Linked DNA regions of Homo sapiens: region 1 is linked to region 2. Evidence: chromatin contacts called from ENCODE Hi-C or POLR2A ChIA-PET data. All regions are on one chromosome and are shown on one strand. Each heading gives the region's core, a stretch centred on a gene start or an enhancer-like site at or near the end of the contact. The rest is flanking DNA. Distances are from core to core; before and after follow the strand shown.

Region 1 (2,700 bases), core at 10-2,509, 440 kb after region 2:
ATGGTGGAATTTCACCCATTTTTTTTTTTTTTTTATAATTTATTTTGTTTTGTTTTGTTTTTTGAGACAGAGTCTCACTCTGTTGCCCAGGCTGGAGTGCAGTGGCGCGATCTCGGCTCGCTGCAGGCTCCGCCTCCCGGGTTCAGGCCATTCTCCTGCCTCAGCCCCCCAAGTAGCTGGGACTACAGGCGCCCGCCACCACGCCCAGCTATTTTTTTTTAGCAGAGACGGGGTTTCACCATGTTAGCCAGGATGGTCTCAATCTCCTGACCTCGTGATCTGCCTGCCTTGGCCTCCCAGAGTGCTGAGATTACAGGCGTGAGCTACCGCGCCTGGCCCTAATTTTTTGTACTTTTAGCAGAGACAGGGTTTCACCGTGTTAGCCAGGATGGTCTCGATCTCCTGACCTCGTGATCCGCCCGCCTCGGCCTCCCAGAGTGCTGGGATTATAGGCGTGAGCCACCGCGCCCGGCCCTAATTTTTTGTATTTTTAGTAGAGACGGGGTTTCACCGTATTAGCCAGGATGATCTCGATCTCCTGACCTTGTGATCCGCCCGCCTCGGCCTCCCAAAGTGCTGGGATTACAGGCATGAGCCACCGCGCCCGGCCGAATATCAGGCCCATTTTACAGATGAGGAAACTGAATGCATAGCATGAAGGCAGTACCCGAGCCAAGGCCTGGCACATAGTAGGTGCTTAGTTTGAGCAGGATCTAAATCTCGTTTGGTCAGACCCACAGACACACAGCTCCATGAACAGTCGCTCCTGTCTCTCCAGGGGACCCCAGGAAGCACTTCATAAATATTTCAGTTCTTGAATTCTTTGGTGACTCTATACAGAGCCGCCAGGAAAGGTGAGCAGGGGCGGGAGAGGCAGCTTTCCAAGGGGGGCGGAGACATGAGGCACACATCAAGTCACTCGCCAGCCCGGATACACCAAAATGTACACAGCATGAGGAGAAGTCAGTCACACAGAGACACAGACACACCCAAGGCAAATACAGCCATGATATGTAGCAAGAGAAAAATGAGACACGTAGTCACATGCGCAGAGACACATGCCCCCCAGAGCAAACACAGACACACACGGACACACGCCCCATGACAAACACAGATGCACACAGAGAGACACACGGCCTTAAGCCTCACACACGGAGATTCACCAGATCCACACCCCAAGACAGAAGCAGGCACGTCCACTCCTGAGACCAATACAAACTCACTCTAAGAGAAGCACAGACACAACCAGGGCCTTCGCCTACCGGGGGCCGGGTTGGGAGGCTCTGGAGACCCTCGACCCTTGAGGAAGCCCCCATTCCAGCCTCCACCTGCGCCTCCAGGGCCTCCCACAAAGGTGGTGTTGGGCCCGTGGGGGAAACGCTGGGCGGGCAGAGAGATGGGGGCTTCCGCGGCAGGAGGGGCCCAACCGGGTCGGCTGCGTTGCAGAGCGTGGCTCTTGGGCGCCACCTAGTGGGCACATGGAGTAGAGGGCCCGGCTGCCCCAAGTGCAGATCCACATCTGTGCAGGTCCTGGGTTCATCTGTTTCTGCTTTTGTCTATTTGCGTCCCTGTGTGTGTGCGTCTGTTTCACTCTGTGTCTCAGTCTCTGTCTCTCTTCTCCCTGAATCTCTCTTTTTCTGTGTCTCGGTGTCTTTATCTCTCCATCCCTCTTTTTTCTCCCCTTCCCTCCCCCACGGCTTCCCCCACCTCCAGAGCCTGAGGCTTCGTCAATAAGCAAGCCAGGCATCTCCAGTGACCCAGCACACCCCACTTATAGCCGCATCTCTTGGGTCCCGTCCCTCAACGGCGTCTTGGTCCCCATGAGTGTCCACCTGCTATGACTCAGCCAGGGGCTGAGTGAGTGGGGGTGTGATACCCAACGGACTCTCACTCTGTCGCCCAGGCTGGAGTGCAGTGGTGCAACATCAGCTCACTGCAACCTCCACCTCCCAGGTTCAAGAGATTCTCCTGCCTCAGCCTCCCGAGTAGCTGGGATTACAGGCATGCGCCACCATGCCCTGCTAATTTTTGTATTTCTAGTAGAGACAAGGTTTTGCCATGTTGACCAGGCTGATCTCGAACTCCTGACCTCAGGTGATCCACCCACCTCAGCCTCCCAAAGTGCTGGGATTACAGACATGAGCCACCGTGCCTGGCTAATTATATCTATTTTTTAATACAGAGTCTCGCTCTGTTGCCCAGACTGGAGTGCAGTGGTGTGATCTCAGCTCACTGTAACTTCCACCTCCCAGATTCAAGTGATTCTCCTGCCTCAGCCTCCCGAGTAGCTGGGATTACAGGCGTGCACCACCACACCTGGCTAATTTTTGTGTTTTTAGTAGAGATGGAGTTTCACCATGTTGACCAGGCTGGTCTCAAGTGATCTGCCTGCCTCGGCCTCCCAAAGTGCTTGGAGTACAGGTGTGAGGCACCATGCCCAGCTGTGCCCACCAGTTCTGCCAGCCTGCTTGCTCCTATGTTCTGGTCTTTGGAGCAGGGATCCCAAAACTGGAGGCGGCTTGTGGCCCCCCCTGCTGTGTCTTTGTCCAAACAGAGCCAGGGCCCTGAGTCCAGTGTGGCTCGCCCCTCCTTCCCCAGGGCTGGCTGGTTCTAGCTTCCTGGAGGTGAAAGTGGTCATGGCATGGGGAGACCGGGGACACGGGGACAGTGAGGATTTGGATCTCAAGCAAGGAAAGGCCT
Region 2 (2,700 bases), core at 162-2,661:
AGTCTCCCCTCCGTGGGCCTGGGTTCCTTCACCTCTGCCCTGAGGGGGTGGAACCCAAGGGATTCCCACCCGTCACTTTGGTGGCTGCTAGGTTGAAATATAAGGGCCGTGGGCTGGGGACGGTTGGCAGATCAGGCCCCAAGCAGTGTGTGGGGAGCCTGCTCCGAGCCCTGCTCATCCAGGGCTGTCTGGTCTCCACAGGAGTGCTGCCTGTGCAACCTGCGAGGAGGTGCGCTGCAGATGACCACCGATAGGAGGTGGGTGGCACCGCGCGTTGGGGCTGGAGGGCCGGAGGGGAGCCTGCCCTGGGCTGAGGCTCTGCAGGGTGTGACCCCAGTGCCTAGGGGTTGACCATCACCTCCACATAACCGCCCTGTGTCATGGATGGGGTGGCCAGGGCTGAGGAGGAGCATACGCCTGCACCGACCTTCCTGAAGTTCCCCAGGCCCTGACCCAGCCGACAGCCACATCACGCCCAGCCCCTCTGTGACCAGCCCAGGTCCTCAGAGGCGCACCTGACCCCGCTGCACCTGCCCTCCCAGGTGGATCCACGTGATCTGTGCCATCGCAGTCCCCGAGGCGCGCTTCCTGAACGTGATTGAGCGCCACCCTGTGGACATCAGCGCCATCCCCGAGCAGCGGTGGAAGCTGGTAGGTCCTTGCGGTCGAGGCCCACCCTGCCCGTGCCTCTAGGGCTGCCGGCCATGCTCGGCTCCCCACCTGCGCGATCTGAAGCGGTCTTTCCTCCAAGCTCTGCGTCTCCATGGGGGTGGTGGGCAGCTTTCAGGAAGCCAGTGATCCCGACTTCAGCAGGTGTGTTATTTTTTGAATCCTTCCCCGAGGTGCAAGGTACAAAAATCAGAAGGCATCAAGGGTGGCAGAGATAAGCAGGCCCCGTCAGGTGTGGCCTTGGGGGCATCCTCTGCAGAATCGAGCACCCCATGCAGTTTCCACCTTCCCACAAAAGCAGAGGCACCGCACGTGCCCCGACACAACCGGGCTGTCTGATCTTTGCTGTTTTTCTAATAATTATAACAAGCCTGGGCAACACGATGAGACCCCATCTCTATAAAAAAAATAAAAAACACTAGCTGGGCGTGGTGGCACACACCTGTGGTCCCAGCTACTCGGGAGGCTGAGGTGGGAGGATCGCCTGAGCCCGGGATACCCAGGCTGCAGTGAGCTGTGATGGCACCATTACACTGCAGCCTAGACAACAGAGCCAGGCACTGTCTCAAAAAAAAACAAACAATTGTAACAATGCTTAGCGTGAGATCTGCCCTCTTAAGAAGCATCTGAGGTTCAGTACAGCATTCACCACGGGCCCAGTGGTGGGCAGCAGGGCTCTGCGGCCCGCTCACCCGTCCTGTATAACTGACACTTCACACGTGCTAAGCAGCAGCTCCCTCCGCCCACCCCAGCACCCAGCACTCTGCTTCTGTGTGTTTGCCTGTGTTATAGACCCCACGTGAGTGGGATTGTACAGTCTTTATTCTTCTGCGACCGGCTTCTTTCTTAAGAGACAGGGTCTCTCACTCTGTTACCCAGGCTGGAGTGCAGTGGTGTGATCACAGCTCTCTGCAGCCTCAAACTCCTGGGCTCAAGCGATCATCCCGCCTCAGCCTCCTGAGTAGCTGGGACCACAAGCACGTGCCAAAAAGTTAGGTTAACTCCCAATTTTTTTTTAAAAGATGGGGTCTCACTATGTTGCCCAGGCTGGTTTGGAACTCCTGGCCTTGAGATCTTCCTGCCTTGGCCTCCTGGGTAGCTGGGATTACAGGCGCGAGTGGTGTCTTTCATTTGGCATAGTTTCCTCAAGGTTCATCCACATTCATTCAACCCAAATATGGCAGGAGTTCCTTCTTTTCCTGGCTCAGTGATGTGCCACCATGTGGATGGACGACGTTGTGTTGATCCGGGCACCCGCCGATGTCTCTGCCTTCAGGCTGTTGTGGGTTGCGCCGCAGCGGATGTGGGAGTGTGGTTGTGGTTTGGAGATTCTGATGTCATTTCCTGTGGATACAGACCCAGCAGTGGGCTTGCTGGACCGTCGGGCAGCTCTGTTTTTAGCACTGGAGGAAACTGCTCTCCCTTGCGGCTGGACGGACTCCCATCCGCACCCCCCGGGTGCAGGGCTTTCCCCTTCCCCTCGTCCTCACTCACACCTACCTTTGACTTTTTTGTAGCAGCCGCCCTAGCAGGTGCGAGGTGGTCTCGCTATGGTTTGATTTGTGTTCTCCTGGCGGTCAGTGACGCTGGGCATCTTTGCACAGTCCTGTTGGCCATCTGCATGCCGTCTTTGGAGAAACGTCTGTTCTGCTCCTTCGCCCATTCCGTGCCTGGGTTGCTTGGCCTTTTGTGGTTGAGTTGGAGGATCTCTGCTGCTCCACTCTTGGTGCACATTGAGGCCCCCCGTAGATGCGCGCAGCCACCTTGGGCGTAGCGGGGCCTCATCGTGGGGGCTTGTGAAGCTTCCTCCTGCTCTCAGCAATGATGGCCCCCCTTTGGGGAACCCCTTGGAGCCACAGGGCAGTCAGGAGTGGTCAGTGCTGGCCACCAGCTGGCTGTGCACTTGGGACAGATTCCTCGACCTCTCTGTGCCTCGGCCGTCCCTTCTGTGCTGTGGGGTTGCCACAGTCCCCGCCATGCAGGGTTGCAGTGGTGTGAGCTGGGCCCACTCCCTAAAGCATGGACCACCCT

The links. Hi-C counts contacts between places; a loop is a spot of excess contacts on that map. ChIA-PET counts read pairs that join two places held with the same protein, here RNA polymerase II (POLR2A). Pooled maps may share reads with other maps.
Region 1: a map of posterior vena cava shows a loop between it and region 2 (3-fold over the local background). The contact joins two enhancer-like sites. A Hi-C loop is called at or near these places in 1 of 168 maps with a recorded cell type or tissue (posterior vena cava) and 3 of 50 pooled maps. POLR2A ChIA-PET finds 5 or more read pairs at or near these places in 1 of 52 experiments (BJ).

Annotation. Positions count from the first base shown.
Region 1 is chr19:5,576,937-5,579,636 of GRCh38, forward strand. It overlaps the pseudogene SNRPEP4. Among named protein-coding and RNA genes, the nearest start is that of TINCR, 10 kb to the left of the region's middle. Within about 2 kb of position 1,260, at least 4 of the 41 ENCODE cell types and tissues checked have a DNase peak (open chromatin) inside an H3K27ac peak, as active enhancers do.
Region 2 is chr19:5,137,420-5,140,119 of GRCh38, forward strand. It overlaps KDM4B (lysine demethylase 4B), which reads left to right. Exons shown (of 23, transcript NM_015015.3): 17 at 202-257; 18 at 543-651. Among named protein-coding and RNA genes, the nearest start is that of PTPRS-AS1, 39 kb to the right of the region's middle. RefSeq lists enhancers at 1-324, 325-824, 1,847-1,946. Within about 2 kb of position 1,412, at least 3 of the 41 ENCODE cell types and tissues checked have a DNase peak (open chromatin) inside an H3K27ac peak, as active enhancers do.